2 separate regions of the Homo sapiens genome follow, and region 2 is linked to region 1. A link is an interaction called in ENCODE POLR2A ChIA-PET data of the cell type or tissue named here. Cell type or tissue: B cell. All regions are shown on one strand. Each heading gives the region's core, and the rest is flanking DNA. Links, peaks and the distances in the headings are about the cores only. Region 1 overlaps CLTC (clathrin heavy chain). Region 2 overlaps HEATR6-DT (HEATR6 divergent transcript).

Region 1 (12,456 bases), core at 1,694-9,693:
AGGAATGAGCCACCGTACCTGGCCAGGACATTTTCTTATAATCATAATATTATTTATAGCTCCCTGATATTTAAGAACAATATCAGAAAACCAGTCCATATTCATATTTTCCTCATTGTCCCTAAATGTTGTTTGGTTTAAATCAGAATCCAAGAAAGCTCATACTGCTTTCAGTTATGTCTCTGAAGTTTCTTTTCTTTTTTTTGAGACGGAGTCTTGCTCTGTCGCCCAGGCTGGAGTGCAGTGGCACAATCTCGGCTCACTGCAAGCTCCGCCTCCTGGGTTCACGCCATTCTCCTGCCTCAGCCTCCCGAGTAGCTGGGACTACAGGTGCCCGTCACCACACCTGGCTAATTTTTTGTATTTTTAGTAGAGACGGGGTTTCACTGTGTTAGCCAGGATAGTCTCAATCTCCTGACCTCATGATCCGCCCGCCTCGGCCTCCCAAAGTGCTGGGATTACAGGCATGAGCCACCGTGCCCAGCCTGAAGTTTCTTAAAAAAAAAAAAAAAATTTTTTTTTTAGCCGGGTACAGTGACTCATGCCTGTAATCCCAGCACTTTGGGAGGCTGAGGTGGGAGGATCCCTTAAGCCCAGGAGTTGGAGACCAGACTGGGAAACAAAGTGCTGCCTATCTCTACAAAAAAAAAAAAAAAAAATTAGCTGGGCATGGTGGCGTATGGGTGGTACCATCTATTTGGAAGGCTAATCTATTATCAGTAGTTAAAAGAAATTCACACCCAGAGTTTCAGCCAACCTATGGACAGCTGAATTAAGCAGCCCAGGAGGTTGAAGCTGCAGTGACCCATGATTGTGCCACTGAATTCCACCCTGGGCCACAGAGCAAGACCCTGTATGAGAAAAAAAAGAATTGGAAGTCCTAAAGTGTAATTTCCTTTTCTCCTCACTTCCCCAACAAAAACAAACTTTAAAAAAAAAAAGGCATTTCATAGTGTCTGAGGCAGTTAAGCACCCAGAGACCACTAATCTAGTATCAGTAGTTGAAAGAAATTCACACCCAGAGTTTCAGCCAACCTATGGACAGCTGAATTAAGCAGATAATAAAATGCAAATGCAAAAAAGCTAACCTTGAGCTGGCTTAAAGTACTGATATGTTGTATGTATTAATAGTTAATATCAGTGAGCTCTGGGTTGCTTGATCCCAGGAGTTTAAGGATACAGTGAGCTGTGATCACATCACTGCACTCCAGCTTGGGTGACAGAGCAAGACCCTATCTCTTGCACTCCAGCTTGGGTGACAGAGCAAGACCCTGTCTCTTAAAAAAAAACAGAAGGCAATATCTGTTGAGCTGTTAGATGTCAGGCATTGTTCTTTGCATTCACATTAAATCTTCACACCTCTGAGATAGATACTGTCATCTCAAATGTTTCATATGAGAAAACATAAACACAGCCTGTGTTCTCTAGATCAGTGGTCCACAACCTTTTTGGCGGCACCAGGGACCAGTTTTGTGGAAGAAAATTTTTCCACCGGTTGGGGGTGGGAGTGGGGGTGGGATGGTCTCAGATGAAATTGTTTCACCTCAGATCACAAGGCATTCGTTAGATTCTCATAAGGAGTGAGCAACCTAGATCCCTCGCTTGCACAGTTCACAATAGGGTTCGCGTGCCTATGAGAATCTAATGCCGTGGCTGAAATGACAGGAGGTAGAGCTCAGGCGGTGATGACTGCTCATTGGCTGCTCACCTTCTTCTGTGTGGCCCAGTTGCTAACGGAATACTGGTCTGCGGCCTGTGGTTCGGGATCCCTGCTCTAGATTATGGGGAAGCCGAAGTACTATTTTCTCATTATAAAAACAGAATCCTACCTTTTACTCCCCACCTCCCCCTGTTAATAGAAGTTGGAATGGAGAAGGAAGGAGATGCATTTTAAAATCATTTGTAACATGTAACTCCAGGGTACTTCAGAGTTTTAAAGAATAAATAGGGAATAAATTTGTTTAATTGCCTTTTTAGATCCAGGTTTAGGTGTCAAGTCCTAAAGTAGTGCCACTTGCAGACCAAAATCGAATCTGGAAACCAAATGAGTTACAAAGTTTGGGTGCTTTTCTGTAAAAACAAGGAAGCAGTTTATTTGTATACTTTTGTGTCTTGTGCCATTCTGTTGGAAAAGGGCGGAGGAAATACATACTTTCATATGCTACAGGATAACTCTGAAATGCAAAAGTATCTCTAATTGCTTAGGGGAGAAGGGTATTACTGGAAAGACGGGGTGGGTGACTTTTCATAGTATAACCTTTTGTAAGATTTTAGTGCTTTACTGTATGCACGTGATAACTATTCAAAAAAACAAGCCCCTTTTTTTGGACCCAGTTTATTGACTCCATATTCTTATAACAGCAAAATAAAAATTCTTTTAAGTTAAAAAAAACTTTATCATAGGAATTTCCAAGCATATGTTAAAATAGGATATCTCCAGCTTCAACACTAATGGCATTTTGCAGATTGAGAGGATAATAAAATGTAGCTGTAGTTTGGATACATGTATCCAGATATATTACATGTATTTCAGATATGTCCTCTGAAAATACCTGCAAGTTTATAGAGAATGTTGTATATGTCCTTTGACTTTATCCATGCTTAGTTCCATAGTGTATAATTCAGTTTATGGCTGGGTACAGTGGTTCATACCTGTAATCCCAACACTGGGAGGTCGAGCTGGGAGGATTACTTGAGCCCAGGAGTTCGAGACCAGCCTGGGTAACATAGGGAGAACCTGTCTCTTAAAAAAAAAAAAAAATTAGCCAGGCATGGTGGCGCCTGTAGTCTCAGGTACTGAGGAGGCTGAGGTAGGAAGATCACTTGAGCCTGGGAGGTCGAGGCTGCAGTGGTACCACTGCACTCCAGCCTGGGCAACAGGGCAAGACCCTGTCTCAATAAATAAAGAATAAAAATACAATTCAGTTTCTGTGGTATAGCTTATATGCCATCACACCTTTATAACTGACTGAGAATACTTTATGGTTACTATGTGCTGTTTTGAAAATAAAACCTGTTTAAAAATATGTTGCATTTTAAAAGTTTTAATCTATATTGATATTACTAGACATAGTTATATAGTTTGGCCACCCTGTTACATGCTCCTACTGTAAGGGTATACCTAAACCAGACTTGCAGTTAATAAGAGTGACTTGTCCTATTATTGTGTGCTTTGGCATATTTCTCTTTTGAGTATATAACAGGAAAATATGGGAAGAATTGCTGAGTGTTCTAGACATTCTCACTCAAAAGGAACATCAGTAAGGAAAACAATCTTACCTACCTTATTTGAAGAGGTGGAAGCAAATTTAACCTTCTCTTAGCCAATACGGTCACTTGAAGTTCTTTTTTTTTTTTTTGCCAAAGTCTTGCTCTGTCACTCAGGCTGGAGTGCAGTAGGGCGGTCTTGGCTCACTGCAACCTCCGCCTCCCGGGTACAAGCGATTCTCCTGCCTCAGCCTCTGGAGTAGCTGGGACTACAGGCGTGTGCCACCATGGGCCCGGCTAATATTTTGTATTTTTAGTAGAAACGGGGTTTCACTGTGTTAGCCAGGATGATCTCGATCTCCTGACCTCGTGATCCACGCCCCCTTGGCCTCCCAAAGTGCTGGGATTACAGGCATGAGCCACCACGCCCAGCCGAAGTTCCTGTCTTTTTTTCCTCACAATTAGGAAGGCTATATAGGAAGGAGCAGGGTCCTGTTCAGTTGTGTAAATGACCACCACTTAAGTGTGCTTTTTTAATATGTTTAAACATGTGCCATTATTAAGAATTTGACACGGCTGGACGCCGTGGCTCATGCCTGTATTCCCAGCACTTTGGGAGGCCAAGGCGGACGGAACATGAGGTCAAGAGATCGAGACCATTCTGGCCAACGTGGTCAAACCCCATCTGTACTAAAAATACAAAAATTAGCTGGACGTGGTGGTGCACGCCTGTAGTCCCAGCTACTTGGGAGGCTGAGGCAGGAGAATTGCTTGAACTGGGGAGGTAGAGGTTGCAGTAAGCCGAGATCATGCCACTGCATTCCAGCCTGGTGACAGAGCGAGACTCGGTTTCAAAAAAAAAAACAAAAAACTTGCAACTTCAGAATTATGTTCATGTTTGCTGGTGTTTTAACTCAAACTGGGACATAAATCCTAGGGAAGTAACCCATATCACTGTTGTTCTAATAACTGCATTCGTAGTAGAATAACACTACATTCACTAGTAGAGGCTGAGGGAGAGAGGAAAAGAAGGAATTACAGGTTACAGGCTACTTTTCTGTTCTTGTCTAGACTGAGGCTGACTGACTTGTCTAGACTGAGGCTGAGGCAGGTGGACCATGAGGTCAGGAGATCGAGACCATCCTGGCCAACATGGTGAAACTCCATTTCTACTAAAATACAAAAAATTAGCCGGGCATGTTGGCGCACTCCTGTAGTCCCAGCTACTCGGGAGGCTGAGGCAGGAGAATCACTTGAACCTAGGAGGCAGAGGTTGTAGTGAGCTGAGATCGAGCCACTGTACTCCAGCCTGGCTGGCGACAGAGCAAGACTCCATCTCAAAAAAAAAAAAAAAAAAAAAAAAGAGTTTGTCACTTGCCTCCTGTTTAATTTTGCATTTTTTAAATAAAGTATATCTATTCCACATGGACTATTTTGATTAGTACCAATACATTCCTGAAGGAGATCAAAGATATATATGCATAGCTCTCTTGGTAGCATATGTTTAATGAGAAAGTAATATAAGGATTACATAGATTAGGGTTGCAGGCAGTTCTGTCACTTTAAAGCCAGATCTTTTATTTACCTTATTTTTTAAAGTTTTTGCAGAGATGGGGTCTCATTATGTTGCCCAGGCTGGTATCAAACTCCTGGGCTCAAGTGATCCTCTCATCTCAGCCTCCCAAAGTGCTGGGATTATAGGTGTGAACCAAGGTGCCAGGCCAAATCTTTGTTGTTTTTTTTTTTTTTTTTTTTTTTTACAAGTAAAATACCCTGAGGCTGAAGGTCATTGCTAACTGATGCAGCGTGTTTTTCTTACTGCTTTTTTTCTGGGGATCTAACAAGGAATTGGAAACACAGGTTTTTGACTTTCCTTTTTCCTCCTCATTGTTTTCTGATAGTGTTTTCTTAAAGTCATCTTCCACCTGCCTCTGAAGTTGAGAAGTAGGAAGGAATCTGTTAGAATCACTTGGGGTTCAGTTAGTAGTGTCTGTGGTTTGCTTCCTTTTGTGGTTTTGAATTTAATTTCACTATTTGACTAACACTATTTTTACTCCGACTTCCTCAAACACTGTGGGACTTAAGCTGTGACAGGTGAAACTCAGTGCCTTAGATGAAGGCTTGGTAGAGACTTAGAAACATAGAATTCTTACAGGGTAGCTTAGGATTCTTACAGCATAACTTACTGCTTTTAGGTATATAGCTCTATGAACTTTATGAGCCCACTGGAATGTTTTCTCCAATTATCGGAAAGGATAATTATCAATTAAACTTAAGGAGTCTAAGGACCCTCTACTCAGAAAAATAGATGTGAGATCCTGTCTCAAAAGAAAAGTTAAAGTCAGGAAGAAGTTAAAATTAATGGTTTATAAGGCTTTACTATAACTAAATACATTATAAGTTACATACTTTAAAGCTAGTGTATTTGCCTTGCATTACAGCATATACTTGAGCTTGTAAAGCAGGTTAATCTACTTTATTACGATGTTTGTATTAATGGTTAGAGAGTTGTTTGACTTCTTGCCCCTATATTCAGTGACTGAGTTACTGTAACTACACTTTATAACTGAGTTATAACATTAATAACTTAATACCAGTAGTAATTGAGATAGAAGAGTGAAGAGAAAGTAAAATGTAGCCTTGTAGTCTTATGTTATATCTTATTCAGAGCCTGGCCTGGTTATGTTTAAGCACTATTAGCAGAAGAGTTTCAGAAGAGAATTTAAATAAAATACAGTTAACTTGGCTGGTTTAGTCCATAAGATAATAGTGACAGTGGTGGTGTTTGTGGAGGAAAACTGTATTGCTAGAGGACAAGGGTGACAGAAAGACTTGATTTTTTTTTTTCCATGCTTTTTCTTTTCTGGGGTGTGTGTGTGTGTGTGTGTGTGTGTGTGTGTGTGTATTTTGTACCATGCGAATTTATTATATTACCTTTGGAGGAAAGGGGGATAAAACTAGTCTGGCCAAGGCTAATAAAATAAAGCCTCCATGTAGCTTCTTTTAGTAGGACTTAATCTGTTACAACATAGTTAGTCACCCAGAGTATTAATAACCCACTATGGTAGAGATTTCTTCCTAGTAACAAGTGACTTTTGTTCTTACATACTTAATTGGTTTGCAAAGACCTACCATCTTTAGATCCACTATATTTGTTTAGCAGATACTTTAGTATTTTCTGAGTACACAAAGCAAATCTAATTCCATTATTTTCCTTGTTAAAATCCTTAAGTAGCTCCCTTCGCCTGTAGAATAAACTCAGGATTCTTACTGAGGTATGTTTAGCTTGTTGGTCTGGCCCTTGCTCATTTCTCTAACCTTAATTGTGTACTCCCTCAATCCTATAGTGTTACAAAAGTACTTGTAGTTCCCTTAGCCAACCACACTTTTACGTCTCTGTGCTTTACCACATGCTCTTTCTGTTGAGAATTCTCTCGCCTGCCTCCTTTGAACACATTGCTTTAGCTGTGTAGCCTTTGACAAGATCCCTCTTACATATCTTTGTTTTGGCACTTTTTGCACAGAATTAGAACTTGTTTGCTCTTGCTATTCAAGTTCCTTTATTTAGATCAAGAATTCTGTGACATTTTAGATCTTTTTATGCTTGTAACTTAATTTTTCAGCTTCTTGAAGCGTGAACAAATAACTGCTACATGTTAAGGGGGGTGAGAGAGGACTGGTCCAATAGTTCCAAGGTCTTAAAATAAATCAAGAAACTCAATTACCTCAAATCCCTTGAACCATGCATGCTACCTTGCAGATGTTGCTCTTTCCTTTAACTTCATCTGTATTTGTTCTGCCTCTTATTTGAAACAGTTGAATGGCATGTTTGTTTGAAGAAGAGAAGGTCCAATACTTGGCTATTAATAGTCTCTCTTTAATTAACATAATGTAGATGTTATTGTGACCTTGAAGCATTAATGTTAAGTGAGGATTTGTGTTGATGAGCATATATGAATGTCAAGTCTTTGGAATCCACTTGGTAACATGGTTTCTTATTATTTTTTCTAGCTCCAGAACCTGGGTATCAACCCAGCAAACATTGGCTTCAGTACCCTGACTATGGAGTCTGACAAATTCATCTGCATTAGAGAAAAAGTAGGAGAGCAGGCCCAGGTGGTAATCATTGATATGAATGACCCAAGTAATCCAATTCGAAGACCAATTTCAGCAGACAGCGCCATCATGAATCCAGCTAGCAAAGTAATTGCACTGAAAGGTATAAAAGAATGTGGGTTTTCCTTAAAACTCTTCCTATGTTTTTGTTTTTTTTTGTTTTTTTTTTGTTTGTTTGTTTGTTTTTGAGACGGAGTTTTACTCTTGTCACCCAGGCTGGAGTGCAATGGCACGATCTTGGCTCACTGCAATCTCCACCCCCCAGGTTCAAGCGATTCTCTTGCCTCAGCCTCCCGAGTTGCTGGAATTACAGGTGCCTGCCACCACAACCAGCTAGTTTTTTTGTATTTTTAGTAGAGATGGGGTTTCACTATGTTGGCCAGGCTGGTCTCGAACTCCTAACCTCATGATCCGCCTGCCTCGGCCTCCCAGAGTGCTGAGATTACAGGCGTGAGCCACCACGCCCAGCCAGCTCTTCCTATGTATTTATGCAAGTACAATAACTAGGGTTTACCTTTTTAAGTATATTGATTAAGTTTGGTTAAAGAAAATAGATCTGCTAATACCGAACTTGATTTAAACCACTTTAATTACTTTTACTTGGAATGTATCTGTGGAATGTCTTAACATATATCTACTTAGAATAATTTTAAGTTTTAGAATAAATGCATTTAAATTTTGTATCTGGTATAAAACTGTGCTAAACATATCTCTCTACAGAGGAAAGAAATTAGTGATTCATATTCTGGAATAGAACATACTTTACTAATATTAGCACCTAAACATTGCAGAATTTTGTTATGATGATAAACTTGCCTTTGATTCTGTGCTTTTTTTTTTATACTTCGGGCTTGTGTTTCACTTAGATTATTGGGTTCTAGAAATGGCTTGAATTTACAGTAATTGTTTAAAGTGTGTTTGTATTTAGGTGGATATTAAAGCTCTTGAGTGAAGGGTATTTGAGTTTATTCAGACTAACTTTTTAATTGTCCCAACAAGGGAACTGTGCAGCTTAAGTCTAAACAGAGTTCAAAGACTCTTAGACTGTCACGGAAGCTGTATTCCTTTGAACTTTAGAATGAGACTAATTGACCCTTTAAAACAGATGTTTTTAAGAGGGCTCGGTGACAAACTGACTCTTAAAAAGGCATTCGATTGCCTGCTTTGTTTTTCATTTTGATAGAAGAAAGAAGAGTTCAAGTTCGCAGTAATTTGTTGATAAATTTGTGACTAAGTTATTAGAGGTGCTGAACTTTGACTTTTCTTTACATGATTTAAACTTTGTATATAGTAATAATACTAGTTGGAGAGTGAATAGGGTTGGGTAGGACTAGGATATTCAAACAAATAAGTCACTATCACATATCTAAGATAGAAACTCATCTCATCTCGAGGAAAAATGGTCCAGCTTTCACATAGGACCAGATGTTTTGTGACAGTAAGTGTTTTACTTCTATTACTTCTATTTAGGGTATTAAGCTTCCTTCAGACTCTTTAAAGAATTTAAATTCAGGTCCTTAGCAATTCCCATGCCTCTCTATTAAAAGGCCATCATTTTAATTTTGCCAAAATTCTTTTCTATTTTTAATGTTATTGTTATCTTATCACATTTCTTAATGCTTTCTTATGTGTGCAGATGGTGAGTTATCTTAAATTAGATTGTATTAGTTATTGTCCTGTTCTATAAAAAGAATAAATTGAAAAGATTTTCGGAGCATTGTACAATAACATCATAGATTTGTCCCTATATGTCTGCACTATGGAGTCAAGCTGTCATCCCTTGTCCCCCTCCCCAAGACCACCCCACTTATGTATATATTCCAACCCCTAATAATCTGGGAGTTGAGGAAGGCAGCAAAGGAAAGTAAGTCATTCCAAAATACTGCTTCCCTCTGAAGCCAGTTTTGAACCCCTTGGCTTCTTTTTATAAACAGGACTGTAACTCTCACAATTTTTCAAGTCTGGTTGTGGTTTACATACTGTGTGGGATGGGAATAACATTCTTCATTTTATGAAAGAAATTTTTGCACATGTGTTACGGAGGGTTGTAGTACAAAGCTGTATGTTTTGCCCCCCTTCTTTGTCCCCCCAGCACCCGAATCTTAAAATTTTGGTCCTTCAGGAGCCAGATTCTCTGTGTCTCAGGAATGGTGTTTTTCTTAGTCTTTAAAGACTAATCTTGATAGCCTAGTGATAGTTGTAGGCTTTGGCCTCTATTAATTTATACCAAATCACATTTTGAACTGATGGATTTCAAACTACAAGTACAAGCCTTTGCATCTGACTCAGTGGACTCTTAACACTCAAGGCAAATTTCATCCTTTTTTAACTAAATGCTTGCTTTCTTAATTGGATGAAGCTTGCACTTTGTTCTTATCTCCAGTATATTAACAGCATCTGAAACTATCCTCTTCCTTTGTCTCCCTCTCCTTTCCTCCAGCACCTCTACCTTCCCTTTGTTATCTTAAGCCGGTTAAATGTAGCAGGCACTTCTCTTACGTGCTAGTGGCAACAAGACAGAATTGAAGCAGATCCTCTTTTTAAAAAGCAGTTTCCACAAGATTTATTTAGATGAGAGATGACTGCCTTTAAAAAAATACATTTTCTTTCCCCCATGTGTTTGTTATCAGAGTTGCTTTGTCTTGTGTACATGCAACTAAGTTTATGTGTAAAGTAAACATACTTAATTACAAGTATGAAGGTGACAGCTTTGTTTTCAATTATTGTTAAGAAAACTATTCATTAGGCTTATTTTCAGTTGGGATTTAGAATTCCATGGAAGTCATACTATCTGTTTAAAGTGTGTTTATTAGAGGTAATGTAGTTTTTGCTTAAAACGTAGATGTAGATTGTTTGCTTAGTCTTAGCTGTTACCTCTTTAATGGTTGCTGCTGTATCGATGCAACTCGTCTCGTAATAGAACTATTTTTGTTTGGAAGTGACAGAGCTAGTCTAGGTAGGTATTCATTCTAAACTTTACTCTTTTAATGATTTATAATTCTTGATTTTGTTTTTAGCTGGGAAAACTCTTCAGATTTTTAACATTGAAATGAAAAGTAAAATGAAGGCTCATACCATGACTGATGATGTCACCTTTTGGAAATGGATCTCTTTGAATACGGTTGCTCTTGTTACGGATAATGCAGTTTATCACTGGAGTATGGAAGGAGAGTCTCAGCCAGTGAAAATGTTTGATCGCCATTCTAGCCTTGCAGGGTGCCAGATTATCAATTACCGTACAGATGCAAAACAAAAGTGGTTACTTCTGACTGGTATATCTGCACAGGTAACATTTTAACTATTTTTTTATGAAGAAGAGGTTTAGAACACGGTTGTGCCCAGAATGCAGTTTGATTTTGAAATTAGGTCTTTCTATACTCAATCCTGTTGAATTTCACTTATTTTGGAAGACTTTTTTTTTCCTTCCTCCCATCCCTTCTCTTCTCCTTCCTCCCTCCCTTCTCTTCTTCCTCGCTCCCTTGCTATACTGACATATAATTTCAGAATGCTCTTACCAAGCGTTTTTAGCTCTTCTGTGGAGATTGAGTAGAAATTGAGTTTCTGTAAGAATGATTTGGGATTTATTATGGAGTATTTACTGCAGAATGAATGCTTCTATACCTTTTTGTTTAAGACGTATATGAGGCATATTTTAAACATTTATGTTAGGCTTTAACAAGATAATGTTTGGGGCTGATTTTAAGTTAAGAAGTATCAAATCTACAGTGAGAGATGAAGTGACAAATAATTATAAATCCTGCTAAAGATGACAAAGCATTCTAATTATTTCATTACTTGATGAATCTGAGAGTTTTTGATTTATGGGTCTTCAAACGTTATTCTCTTTGATCCTTTATAGCAAAATCGTGTGGTGGGAGCTATGCAGCTATATTCTGTAGATAGGAAAGTGTCTCAGCCCATTGAAGGACATGCAGCTAGCTTTGCACAGTTTAAGATGGAAGGAAATGCAGAAGAATCAACGTTATTTTGTTTTGCAGTTCGGGGCCAAGCTGGAGGGAAGGTAAGTTTTGGCTTTGGTAATTATTTTAATGAGAACTTGTATTTGGCTTTCTGCTATGAATTAGTCATCTAATTTCAAAATAGCCTTCTCCCTTCCTAAGTAATTTTAGTATTCACATTTGTGGTGACTTAATTTGTTCAAATTTTGCATCTAGTGATACTTGTCTAAAATGAATAATGTTCTTTCACAACTCGTTCTGTTGGCTGTTTATATTCTTTGATTGCTAAAGTGCACATTTATATGCTGTACATCTAGAGAGTTTGATTTAGTAGGTGTTGCCTATAATTTTTTTTGTTTATTTGTTGCTTTTTGAGACAGGGTGTCACTCTGTTGCCCAGGCTGGAGTGCAGTGGCGCAGTCATGGGCTCACTGCAGCCTCGACCTTCTGGGCTCAAGTGATCCCTCTGTCTCAGCCTCCCGAGTAGCTGGGACTACAGGCATGTGCCACCATGCCTGGCTAAATTTTGTATTTTTGTAGAGACAGGGTCTCACTATACTGCCCAGGCTGGTCTCAAACCTCTGGGTCCAAGTGATCCTCCCGCCTTGGTCTCCCAATATAATCTGCATTTTAAATACCTTATATGGCTTGATATAGAGGCAATGTAGACTACAGGTGAATAACACTGACTTAAGTTAGAGGTTTTCAACCATGACTACACATTGGAATCGCCTGGACAGATTGTAGTACTTTGTATATTAGACTTAGTTGCAGGTAATAGAAACAAGGTCTGGTTGATTAGAGCAATGGTCTGTTTAGTGAAGGATATTGGATAGTTTACAACAGCTGGGGAGGCTGTAAAACCAAGACTGGGAAATGAGGAGAAATAATGGAAAATGAGCAGTGGTCAGGGTCCCAGCCAACAACTATTCCACAGAACTCTGAGGACACTTCTGGATCCATGATTGCATTTCTGGATGCTTGGAAATTCGATTTGACTACTATTTCCACTACCAGAGTAGCATCTCTGAAATCCTAATACTTTTGTGTTCCTAGCTCCCTGTTCAAAGTCTAGTTTTAGGCAAGATCAGATGCCCACATCTTATGTCTGAGAGGTTTGGAAATAATTATTTGGTGTTTGGTGCTCCTAAAACAGAAGGCTGGTTCTACCACC
Region 2 (12,456 bases), core at 1,564-9,563, 450 kb after region 1:
GAAAATATGAAATGCGCTGGGCGCAGTGTCTCATGCCTGTAATCCCAGCACTTTGGGAGTCCGAGACGGGCTGCTCACTGGAGGTCAGGAACTCGACACCAGCTGACCAACATGGTGAAACTCCATCTCTACTAAAAATACAAAAATTAGCCGGACGTGTTGGCACACGCCTGTAATCCCAGCTACTTGGGAGGCTGAGGCAGGAGAATCACTTGAACCTGGGAGGCAGAGATTGCAGTGAGCCGAGATCACACCATTGCACTCCAGCCTGGGTGACCAAAGTAAAACTCCGTCCAAAAAAAAAAGAAAAAAAAAACGAAATGGAAATTTCCAGAAATAAACAATTCATACATTTCAACTTGCTGCTGTTCTGAGTAGCGTGATGAAATCTTGCGCCATCCCACTTCATTCTGCCTGGAATGTGAATCATCCCTTAGTCAAGCATATCCACGCTTTATATGCTACCCACCCGTTAGTCACTTAATAACCATCTCAGTTATGAGATCCACTGTCCCAGTGCTTGTGTTCAAGTAACCTTTATTTTGCTTAGTGGTCTCAAAGCATAAGAGTAGTGATGCTGGCATATTGTTATATTTGTTCTATTTTATTATTAGTTATTGTTAATCTCTTACTGTGCCTAATTTATAAATTTACTTTATCATAAGGATGTATTTATAGGACAGAACACATATATAGAGAGTTTGATACTATCCACGGCAGTATATGTAGAGTTTGATACGATCCACGGTTTTGTGCATTCACTGGGGGTCTTGAAACATATCCCCCGTGGATTAGGGGTACTACTGTGTTAATAATCATTGTAGTTAACACTTACTGAATGCTTTCTATGTGTCAGCACTTTATGTGACCCTCTTTAATCTTTGTAGTTTCATGAGGTACTATTATATATATGAGTCGAATCACAGAAAGATGAAGACTCTCACTGAAGGCCACATGGCTGTGTGGTGTGCCTGGGTTTGAAATTCAGAGTCAGGGCTCCTGACCACCATGCTATAATGCATAGGACTTATATGGCGTTCGACATGAGATTATAGTTTAGGCCCTGACACTTACCTGCTATATGACTCTGCCCCAAACCTCAGTGTCCTCAAATGGTAATGATAAGAAGTGCAGTCAAAAGGTTGTTAAGGTTACTTAGATAATGCCTGGGGAGAATTTAACATGGTCCTTGTTGATAGTCAGTACGCAACAAATGTCATCTGTCCTCCTCCCCCTCCTCCTCACCTTTAACCAAATAACTCAAATAGTATGAGTGCTTTTAACAATGATGATTTATTAAAAGAAACAACCCCTCTTCCCTGCCTCCCATATCCCCTGTAGTCTCCATCCACAGGCTTGCTGTTTTCATCCATCTTCCTAGTCAAGGAACTCCAGACAGTCACATCTTGGAAGATAGGAACTCCAGGAAGGGATGACGATCTTAGGGAAAGATGATCCTTAAGATAACTCTTCATCTGAGAAAAAGACAAAAAAAATTTTGCCCGAGACCTGCTGTTTTGGGGACCTGGATCCACAGAATACAATCAAGAGGCAACAGTTCCCAATTTGGGAAATCAATCACACCTGCAAAGAGCCAGCCAGGCCCTAAGCAGTCCAAGGATTGCAGGTGGATTGGCCAAACAATACATTCTGAACACAAAGGGTTTTTATTTAAAGTGTATGCTGATTCTGTTGTGTTTAGTGCAACTTAGTTTATAATCAAAACTGGTAGCTTTTTATTATGCATTTTTCAACTAATGGCTACTGAAAACAAATAAATTATCCTGTGAGGCCCCTGAGATATTTTCACAGAAAAGGGGTTCTCATAAGTCAACATGGCAATGTACATCACAGGGTTAAAATGAACATACTCTTTATTTTTATTTTTATTTTTATTTTTTGAGATGGAGTCTCCCTCTGTTGCCCAGGCTGGTGTGCAGTGGTGCGATCTCGGCTCACTGCAAGCTCCACCTCCCAGGTTCACGCCATTCTCCTGGCTCGGCCTCCTGAGTATCTGGGACTACAGGTGCCCCCACCACATCTGGCTAATTTTTTTTGTATTTTTAGTAGAGGCAGGGTTTCACCATGTTAGCCATTATAGTCTCGATCTCCTGACCTCGTGATCCGCCCGCCTCAGCCTCCCAAAGTGCTGGGATTACAGGTGTGAGCCACCGGGCCCGACCAATGAACATACTCTTTAGTCATCAATTTTACATCTTAGAATTTGTCCCAAGGAAGTTAATAAGTGTGTGTATGCCAATTTAGTATTTGTTACAATCATATTCATAATATCAAAATAAGAAATATCTTAAACATGTATTACTAAAGGTTGCTAAGTATCTGAGCATAGCTGATGAACTTCTATAGGTTATCAAAGATGATGGGATAGAAGCATTAGTATTGACATTAAAAGTTGTTTGGTAGCTACTTTTAAGTGAAATAAAAAATAAAAATAGGCACATGATTATCTCATTTTTATATAAATATTACATATTTGTGTATGTTTAAAATATGCACCAAAGTGTTAAGCAGACATTGTTTTGGGGTGGGGGATTATGTGTGATTTTTATCATTTTGCTTAAGTAAATAGTCCAATTTTTCTCCAGGGCATACTGGGTTAGGGAATTATTTTAAAGGTGTGGAAACCACCAGCCTGTGATGGATGCATCTTTTTCTTGGGAAGGGTGGGGGAAGAGGGAGACAGGTAGGTTTCTGTCCTACTCATTTCTGGAAAGTCCCACTGAGACCAAGTGCACAACCTACCTAGACTGAACAACGTTTCAGAAAGCAGGGAGGGCCTGGTGTTTTTACCTGTCCTTACCCTGCAACACACTCATGGCCACACCCATTGCTGACACAGTGGTCTCCGGGGTTGCAGTCCCAGTCACCTGTGCAGAGCTCGACGCAGGTACCTATGGAAGAACGGATGTGCTGAAAACCACCGTACTTTTGGGACAGATGCTAGGGAGAACAGCCCTTGATTAAGAAGTCAGTTCTACATTTTTCTTTTCATTCAATATGCAATATGATTTATTACTTGAAGAATAATATCATTAACATCTTATATATTCTAGTTAAAAGCAATGCATTCACATAATCTCAAAACAGTAAGGCCGACTTTAGAGATGGGGATAATTGTGTTTGTGGAGGGGAAGTGCAGAGAAACCCACTTAAATGTCTTCACTTTCCCCACTCTGCAGGGAATAGAGTGGAGAAGAAGAGACTCACATTTACCATGTGCCATCGGGAGACACTTGCAGTCACCCCATGCAGTGAGTCTTACTAGGCCCACTTTACAGGTGTGGCAGTTGGGGCTCACAGAGGTGACTTGCTAGCCAGTGGGTACAGAAGTGAGATTCAACTGAGATTTGCCTGGCCCCTCAGTCTGAGCACCTTCTGCTGTCCCACATGGTGAAGCTCATCCTGACCTAGGTACATATCTCCAAATTTCAAGGAGTCATTCTGGACCTGATTGGAGGCTCCCAAGTTCCCAGAACATCAAGCTCTTTGAGGACCAATGAAGTAGGCTCAAAGAGTTGGTTAAGATCGCACAGGCTTTTAGGAAAACATATGCAGAACTCTGGATGAATATGTACTGTACTTTGATTGGCTACTCAGCTATTAGCAGGAATTTCTTTACCTGATTATGTCTCTGGGTCTTTCTGGAACTTTTCTCATCTGTAAAAAGGGGCCCCTGGATTCAGCAGGGGTAATGAGTTTTATTCTCCATTGTCAACTTCAGTCAATAGAGGTGGCTGTCTGATGCTGTGTTGAGAAGGGTCAGACACCTTGTCCAGGTTCAAAGAGAAAGAGTGCTAGGACTGATTAGCAGTATCTGAGGGGTATAAGAAGGGGACCTGGTGGGATATCTTCAATGTAGTTGTAGACCTCAGAGAAAATCAGTACCATCCCCCCATGCTTCCCGTAGCTTTTGTTGATTTGTGGTGAGCAGGCTGAAGATTCCTCTTCCCCACTCACAGCAGTTTGACTTATTAAGTCAATAATATATACTTATTAAGTATATGTTGATTTCTTACTATGTATAAAATAGAGGAAATTATCCAGCAAATACAAAGATATAAGACAAACAAGCTTAGAGTCTAACAATATGGATAAAACATATTCAAAGTACTAAAAACAAAGCAATATGTAACAAGTGTCCTAAGAGAGGTATATCTGAAGAATTAAAGAGTCTCAGCTAGGCATGGTTGCTAATGCCTGTAATCCCAGCACTTTGGGAGGCTGAAGTGGGAGGATCACTTGAGCACAGAAGTTTGAGACCAGCCTGGGTGATACAGTGAGACCCAGTCTCTACAATTTTTTTTTTTTTTAATTAGCCAGGCTTAGTGTCACATGCCTGTTGTCCCAGCTACTTGGGGGACTGAGATAGGAGGATCACTTGAGACCAGGAGATTGAGGCTGCAGTAAGCCATGATCATGCCACTGCACTCTGGTCTGGGCAACAAAGCAAGATCCTGCCAAAAAAAAAAAAAAAAGGCTCAGAGAATATGACATTACTTCCAATTAGATTAATCAGAAAAGGTGAGTTTTGAAGTGCAGGAATCTTTTTAAGGCAGAACTGAGGGGCATGGGTGGAGTGTTGTGAGAAGAAAGAAGAATTACTAGCAACAGTTCACAAGGGGAAATGCAAAAGGGCTGGGATGAGGGTGAGGCAAGTGAGGTGCCTTGCACAATGCTGGCGGTGAGCACCCATTTCATGTTTGCACCCTGGGTGCCTCATCCACTTCACTCCTCACCGTGAAACACAAGGAACACAGGAGGAGTGGCAGATGGAGGGCTGGGTAAGTGTTAGGGAACAGCTGGAAATGAAGCAGGAAAAGTAAGCAGGGGATAAAGTTACGGGGGTTGGGGGGCAGATCTCGAGGGCCTCAGGAGTTTGGATTTCATTTGATAGATCAAGAGAGAGATGTGATTGCTGTTTAATTAGGAAGATTATTCTGGTGTGAGAGCCTAGAATGGAACAGAATTCAACAAGCAAGCAAACTGCTGCAGAAAGACAGGGGCAGGGAGAGCTATTAGGAAGCTCCTTGGATGGCCCAGACATGAGGTCATCGGGGCTGGAAATACTGCGTGACAATGGGAGATGGCAGGGTAAGGAAAGAACATATGCAAGAGACACTCTCAGAGAATGGACAGTATTTGGCAACCAGTTTAATGTCAGGGGAAGGAGAGCAAAGAAGAGAGGAAAGTAATAACTGAATCCAATAATGTTTAGAGAGAAGAATAAAATACCATGAAGGATAATACAGGAGAAAAGAAAGTTTGAGAACTGAGGAGGTGGCGAGCAGTGTCGGACACTACAGAGGTTAAAGACTTGGTGACTGAGGAGTCATGAGATTTGTCCACAGGATCTGGGAGAGAAGTTTCAGGAGAGTGATGGGGCAGGGATGGAGGCTGTAGGCCATCTTCAAGGGGTCAAGGAATAACTTATGGGGGAATAAGGGCAGAGAATTAAGATTACTCCTTTGAGAATGTTGGTAAAAGGAAAAGAAGAGATTGAGATGATTAATATTTAACATGATTCAGAAAATATTTTCTCTAGGTGATCCAATTTACTTGTAGCAAGAGAGGAAGAAGCTTATGGAGAGGGAGAGGGCAGGAGTCAGAGGGTGGCTGATGAGGGGGTAAGAGGGGAGGTACAGAGATTCCAAATGGAGCGGTGACCCAGGGAAAGGAGTGCGGGAAGGTGGAGGTAGAAGAAAAGAGATTCTGCTCTGGGGAGCTGAGTAGCGGCAGTTGGAGGGTCCCTGCAGTGGCCTTTTAAGACCTTTTCTTCTTTCCTTTCTTCCCCTCTCCTCCCCACACACACTGGTCCCTGATGTCCTACTTTCTGGCCCCCTCATTCAAGGAAAAATGAACAGGGCTACCTTCTGCCTGGACTCACCCAAAAGCCGGTCTCCTGCAGCCTGAAGCTCTTGTACCTCTAGGCTGAAGATGATGAGGATCACAGGAGGAGGAAGGCTGCCAACTTCATGTTGCTGTTGGAAGGCTTTGGAAAAACACAGCAGGGCTGAGAGCAGCTGAAATTTATACCTTCCACCCGCTGAGCTGGAATGCAAGGCCAGGGGTGGGACTAGGGACTGCAGACACCTAAGCCCTGCCCAGAAACTGACATTTCTGGAGAATAGCCACCCACCCTGTGTACCCTGGGTCCTTCTACATTACCTAAGCAAGGCTCTGAGCCAAGGGAACGCCCTCCTCTGACAGAAAAATAAGACTCCTACACCAGGCCAGTTGCAGTGGCTCACATCTGTAATCCCAGCACTTTGGGAGGCCAAGGCAGGAGGATCATTTGAGCCCAGGAGTTCAAGACCAGCCTGGGTAACAAGAGCAAGACCCTGTCTCTACAAAATTAAAAAAAAAAAAAGTTAAATAATGAAAAAGACTCCTAAATCAAAAAAGCTGTGAGTGACTGAGAAAAAGGGGCTGGCGTGGGGAGGGTGGAGGGATGAGTATTAACTTTTATTATGTATATTCATTCACTCATTCATTTTCAACATAAGTATTGAATGTCTGCTCTGGGCCAGGCGTGGGCTAGGCATGAGAGAATCCCAGAGAAATTACAGTCTGGGAGCTAGGTGCCAGGTAGCAAGGGTGCAGTCTGCTCTTTCCCTTCTTCCCCCGACCCACCACACCCGCCCACCTCCACCCCCAACTTCCAGGCCTAGCACCTCTGGAAATGAGGGCAGGGAAAAGCAGTACAGAACAGGCAGGGGTGCTCCCTTATCACCTGCTGGTGGTAGAGAGGTGGCCTCAGTCTCCCACTGCCTTGGTCTGATTCTGTTGCTGGATACCTAGGCAGATGTGATGGTCTTTGCCTATAGGAGCTATGTAATTTTCTTGAGATAAAGCTCTGCTTCATCTCATCCAACTTCATTTCTGAGAACCCAAACTCAAGTTATGCATATTAAACTCTTCTAGGATATCTCTCGTCCTGCAGCTCTGGGGTGGGAGTGGGGGCGGGACCATAGTAACCAACCAGCTGGGGAGTGAGGTTTCATTTCCCCCTCCTTGTAGCACTCCTAATCTAGATGAATGATTTTCTTAAACACACACTCCCGTTGTTTTTTTTTTTGCAGGGGAGTGGGGATGTTGTCAGGGGTAGGGAGAAATATACCCTCTTCCCTCTCCAATGGCAAGGATGCAGGGAGACATGTATAACTTTTGGCCATGTGTCGTGTGTCCCACAAGATACCTTATATAATGTGAGATAAGGAGGATACCTGGGCTAGTTGAGGGTAGTGAGACAAGTTTGCAACCTTGTGATAGGCCCCCTGGGCCACTTTCTAAAGTGAAGTCAACTTTAGACTTCACTTGTAAGTCTAAAGTACATGATGTTTCACTTCTGGTTCCTAACTCTGAGGTTACAGGGAGAGACCCACTCTGTTCTACTTCATGTATCACAGTTCCTGAAATGCCATTGGTTAGAAGTCCTTTGGGCAAACAACTGACCTTTTCTGCAAATCCTTCTTATCTAACAAGGCCCAGCCTAAATGTCACCTCCAAAACCTTCCTCAACTTCCACCCCTAGGAGAGTAACATTCTCTTTAGTACTTATTTTGTCATAGGACTTGTCAGACTCTATTGTAATTAATTATTATGATCATTTTACATTTCTCTCCTGTATCTTGCTGGCTAGCATGGGGTCTTACTGATCTTTCATCCTCAGCTCTCAATAATGGGCATTTATTATCCTCAATAATGTGTGTTTTGGGATGATGAGGAGCATTCAGAGAGCCATTGTAATTAGGAAGACACTTCACGTGGTTTCCAATACAGACAGGCATTATTATTGCCACGTTACAGTTGAGAAGATTAAGCCACAGAAAGTTTAACTAGCCCCAAGTAATAGTTAAATGGCAGAACCACAGTCAAACTCCAAAGACAGTGGTCTATACTAGTACACATTACTGTCAGGCTACATCCAAATTCTTAGAAAATAATTTGGACTCATCTCTGGGTACAGATAAATGAGCTTTTGAGGTCACAGAATTCTGCTTCATCTAGTGTGGCACCCGTAATCACAATTTCATTAGCACAAAATAACTGCTTTGAGCTAAGCAACTCACTCTAGAGGCTTCTGAGTACTCAATCAGATTAAAAGTAGGTGCCATCCACCCAAAACTGTTACTTCGGTTTTAAGTGAGTTGAGGAGCAGCATGTGGCCCTTATTGCTGGCTGTTTACTAAGGCCGTTTCGAGGTTGTGAAAACAAGCCTGATCCGAGTATAGCACAGTGGCCTGAGAGTGAGGACCCCGGAGTGTGACGGGTCTGGTTCGCATCTGCTTCACTACTTGCTAGCTGTGTGACCTTGGGAAAATTAACTTCCCTTTCTGAGCCTCACTTCTCTTTTCTGTAAAGTGGGGAGTATAATTCCTACTTCAATGTTGGACAGACCAAATTACAATATGTGTACACATACATACCCCTGGCACAGGGCCCTCAACACTAGCAGCTACTATTGTGAATTTCTGAGAAAGAGGATGCATGTCTTTCTATTCCCTAGAGCAGGGCATCTACAGACAGCTCATGCAAAAGTGTATAATTTAATTAAGGAAATATTTCAAGATAAAGAAAACTCAGAACCTGTCCCTATTTTATTCTGCTGGATATTGTAAACTGAACCATGAAGAGACTCCAAGGCTGAAGCTAGTATTACTGTCACTTCCATGGCTCTATGCGGGCTCATGATTCCCATATGGAGGTCAGGAAGCTTAGTATGTGACCAATTCTGCCTAAAGAGTCATTAGCAAGGGAGGGTCAATAAAGTCACAATCTTATATAAGGCATGCATCCTTCCACCTACACCTCTTCATCTTGTACCAGATCTAGATAGTGTCTCAGGTAAGCCTAAGAATCTGAGCTCAGAAATCAGATCACCTGGACTCAGATCCTGACTCCAACTTAGTAGCTGCATGACTGAGGACAAGTTATTTAACCCAACATCATGTTGCTTGGGGAAGTTTCCTTTGATGACAACACAGATGGGCAGAGATGGGCTATGATTTATGTCTTCCCTCCCAGCATGTGCATCCTGGGTCATGACACAGGTATTTGGAAGCTTAAGCCCCAGTAGGAAGCTGACCTTTCTGGATTCTATAGACCTGTGTTTAGCATTAAGTATTTTCAAAAAAGCTCTCTAAGCCAAGGGAAACAGCTTCTTCTGCCTAATAATTAAGACTTCTAAAGAATGGTGGCCACTTTGAATGACAGAGAGAAATGGGGCAGGGAGAAAGGAACTGGCATATACTGGGCCAGTTCCTTCTGTGTGCCAGATTTTACCCCCCACCCCACATGCAGATCTCCTATCGCTACCCCCTTTAAAGATCAAAAACATTCTCAGAGGTTGTCTTCATTTCACACACGAAGAGACAGTAGTTTGCCCAGGTTTACACAACTTAATTCCCCAAGTCTTTCTGATTTCAAATCCCAAGCTCTCTCCTTCACATGACACTGTTTATGACTTTTCCTTACACACCCCTGTTTACCTGATTTTAGATCCAAATATTAATATTACAGGGCTCAGGTCTTGGCCTAGGAACAAGGACTGGCATCCTCTTTTCTTCTTCCCCCAGTCTTCACAGAACTATCTAGAATTCCTCATTCAGTCACACTGTCTGAAATGTTAACAAGTAGAGACTTCCTAGGGTAAAAAGCCTCCTGGCACATTCAGATGTAGGGAAAATCCCATATTTGATTATAATAACATTTTACTTCCTCTTTCCAACTTGAAAAAAAAACTCAAGCCTTCTTGTATTACAGGTTCTCAGAAATGTTGATCCATCTTTTGTATCTAAGTTTTTATTTCTCCTTTTGCAAAAGCTGCTCTAAATACCAGCTTTGCTGCTCCGTAGGCTCTGAATGGTCAGAAGAACATTCACATTACGAGGATGACTCTGTGGAATGCTTGACCACTAAGTTTGGTAAATAGCTGGTCAGTCTTTTTCACTTTAGCCACAGCTGGGGAGGAAAGCCTCTATATGAGTGGCAGAGGCTGGCTGGCTGTTTACCAGACTCATTTCTTCTTTCTGAGGACACAGTAGCTTACATTTCCTAGCTTTCTTTGCCATTGGTTTGCTACAGCCATGCAATTGAGTTCTAGCTAATGGAATATGAGCAGAAGTGATCCACTCCACTTCCAGTGTGAGACCCCTAACTCCCCTGCTCCCCATGCACAGCCTTCCACTGTCTTCTTCCTATTGCTGGCATGAAGCACATAAGCAAGCTATCTTGGAAGCCATGTGTTGAAGCTGGTGAAGACTACAAGATGGAAGGAGCCTGGTCCCAGAATCACCACTTGGAGGAAAGCTGCTTGCTGTTCAAGTACTCCAGTTTTGGATTTCACACAGGGAGGGATAACCAGTAAGGGATAACAAGTTAAACCAGCAAGATTTGGGTTTCTGACCCCCTAGTTGACCAACAGATCAGCTGACCCCCTTCTGATCCCCTAGCTGACTGACAGATTCATGAGAACTACTGGGGGAACCCGCCCCCAGTATTTCAGCGTTGGTTCTTTCTATTTTCCATAAGTATCAGCCGGCTGAGAAATAATGAGAAAGAGTACAAAGAGAGGAATTTTACAGCAGGGCTGCTGGGGGTGACATCACATATCGGTAGGACCGTGATGCCTGCCCAAGCCTCAAAACCAGCAAGTTTTTATTAAGGATTTCAAAAGGGGAGGGGATGTATGAACAGGGAGCAGGTACAAAGATCACATGCTTTAAAGGGCAAAAAGCAGAACAAAGATCACATGCTTCTGAGAAAACAGGACAAGGGCAAAAGCAGAACTCCTGATAAGGGTCTATGTTCAGCGGTGCTTATATTGTCTTGATAAACATCTTAAACAACAGAAAACAGGGTTCAAGAGCAGAGAACTGGTCTGACCATAAATTTACCAGGGCCGGGTTTTTCCCCACCCTAATAAGCCTGAGGGTACTGCAGGAGACCAGGGTGTATTTCAGTCCTTAACTCAACCGCATAGGACAGACATTCCCAGAGCAGCCCTTTATAGACCTCCCCCCAGGAATGCATTCCTTTCCCAGAGTATTAATATTAATATCCCTTGCTAGGAAAAGAATTTAGCGATATCCTTCCTACTTGCATGTCCATTTATAGGCTCTCTGTAAGAAGAAAAATATGGCTCTTTTTGCCCAATCCCACAGGCAGTCAGACCTTATGGTTGTCTTCCCTTGTTCCCTAAAAATCGCTGTTATTCTATTCTTTTTCAAGGTGTACTGATTTCATATTGTTCAAACACACGTTTTACAATCAATTTGTACAGTTAACACAATTATCACAGTGGTCCTGAGGTGACGTACATCCTCAGCTTACGAAGATAACAGGATTAAGAGATTAAAGTAAGACAGGCATAAGAAATTATAAAAGTATTATTTGGGAACTGATAAATGTCCATGAAATCTTCACAATTTATGTTCCTCTGCCACAGCTCCAGCCGGTCCCTCCGTTTGGGGTTCCTGACTTTCTGCAACAGAGAACAATTGTTATTTCAAGCCACTGAGCTTTGGGACAATTTACTTTTGTTGCAGCAGCTAATTAAGACAATGCAGATTCTCATTGGAGAATCTAATGATTCAAAAGTCAGTTAGAATGGCTGACATTGACAAGTCAGCCTAACCTCTTTCTTCTACCAACACCATCACTACCACCACTGCTGCCGCCCTCCACTGTACTCCTAAAGAGAGTGGCTACTTTTGGGGATTCTTAATTTCTTGAAGTCACTGTGTGAAGGCCAAAGCAACTCCATGTTGTAATCTGCCATGTTGCCTTCAGATTAACCTCTGCTCTGGGAAGGCCATTAAAATTTCCAGTTTGTGGCCGGGCGCCGTGGCTCATGCCTGTAATCCCAGCACTTTGGGAGGCCGAGATGGGCAAATCGCAGGGTCAGGAGATCAAGATCATCCTGGCTAACATGGTGAAACCCTGTCTCTACTAAAAATACAAAAAAATTAGCTGGGCATGGTGGCAGACGCCTGTAGTCCCAGCTATGCGGGAGGCTGAGGCAGGAGAATGGCGTAAGAGAATCTGGGAGGCAGAGCTTTCAGTGAGCCGAGATCATGCCACTGCACTCCAGCCTGGGCGACAGAGCGAGACTCCATCTCAAAAAATAAATAAAATTTCTAGTTTGTCTGTTATTCCTTGTGTAACAGCACATACTTACTGTAAATTCTGCTCTTAGGTCAAAACAACTTTGGTGTTATCATACTTTAATTGTTCTACACATCACTTCTGAATCATGTATGCCCTTTTCCTGTGGTATATCAGCCCTGGGTCTGTGGGGTAATGGTGCAGGGATCCACCATCTCATCTCTCCACCACCAGAGACACAGACATGGCTTCTGTTTGTAGGTCCCTATTAAATGTTACCTTCTAAGAGATAGGATTTGTCAGCCTCTTTCTTCAGCCTCTCAGCTTCCT

What was found. Peaks named below come from ENCODE experiments on the same cell type or tissue, not always from the same donor. Only the 100,000 strongest peaks of a DNase experiment are listed, where the experiment ranks them.
Region 2: POLR2A ChIA-PET joins it to region 1 with 6 read pairs; 1 of 35 experiments calls an interaction of 5 or more read pairs at or near these places.

The regions. Positions count from the first base shown.
Region 1 is chr17:59,637,058-59,649,513 of GRCh38, forward strand. CLTC (clathrin heavy chain) reads left to right here. Exons shown (of 32, transcript NM_004859.4): 2 at 7,219-7,426; 3 at 10,341-10,609; 4 at 11,183-11,344. Among named protein-coding and RNA genes, the nearest start is that of CLTC, 23 kb to the left of the region's middle. RefSeq lists a silencer at 5,205-5,284. In B cell, for the core only: no CTCF peak of the experiment used is centred there; DNase peaks (open chromatin) are centred at 5,224 and 6,604; H3K4me3 peaks cover 2,602 bases; H3K27ac peaks cover 5,137 bases.
Region 2 is chr17:60,082,292-60,094,747 of GRCh38, forward strand. It overlaps HEATR6-DT (HEATR6 divergent transcript), which reads left to right. Exons shown (of 2, transcript NR_135648.1): 2 at 5,870-6,404. It also overlaps the pseudogene WFDC21P. Among named protein-coding and RNA genes, the nearest start is that of HEATR6-DT, 9.2 kb to the left of the region's middle. RefSeq lists enhancers at 6,791-6,860, 7,051-7,260. In B cell, for the core only: no CTCF peak of the experiment used is centred there; DNase peaks (open chromatin) are centred at 7,050, 7,220, 8,340 and 9,080; H3K4me3 peaks cover 3,045 bases; H3K27ac peaks cover 4,513 bases.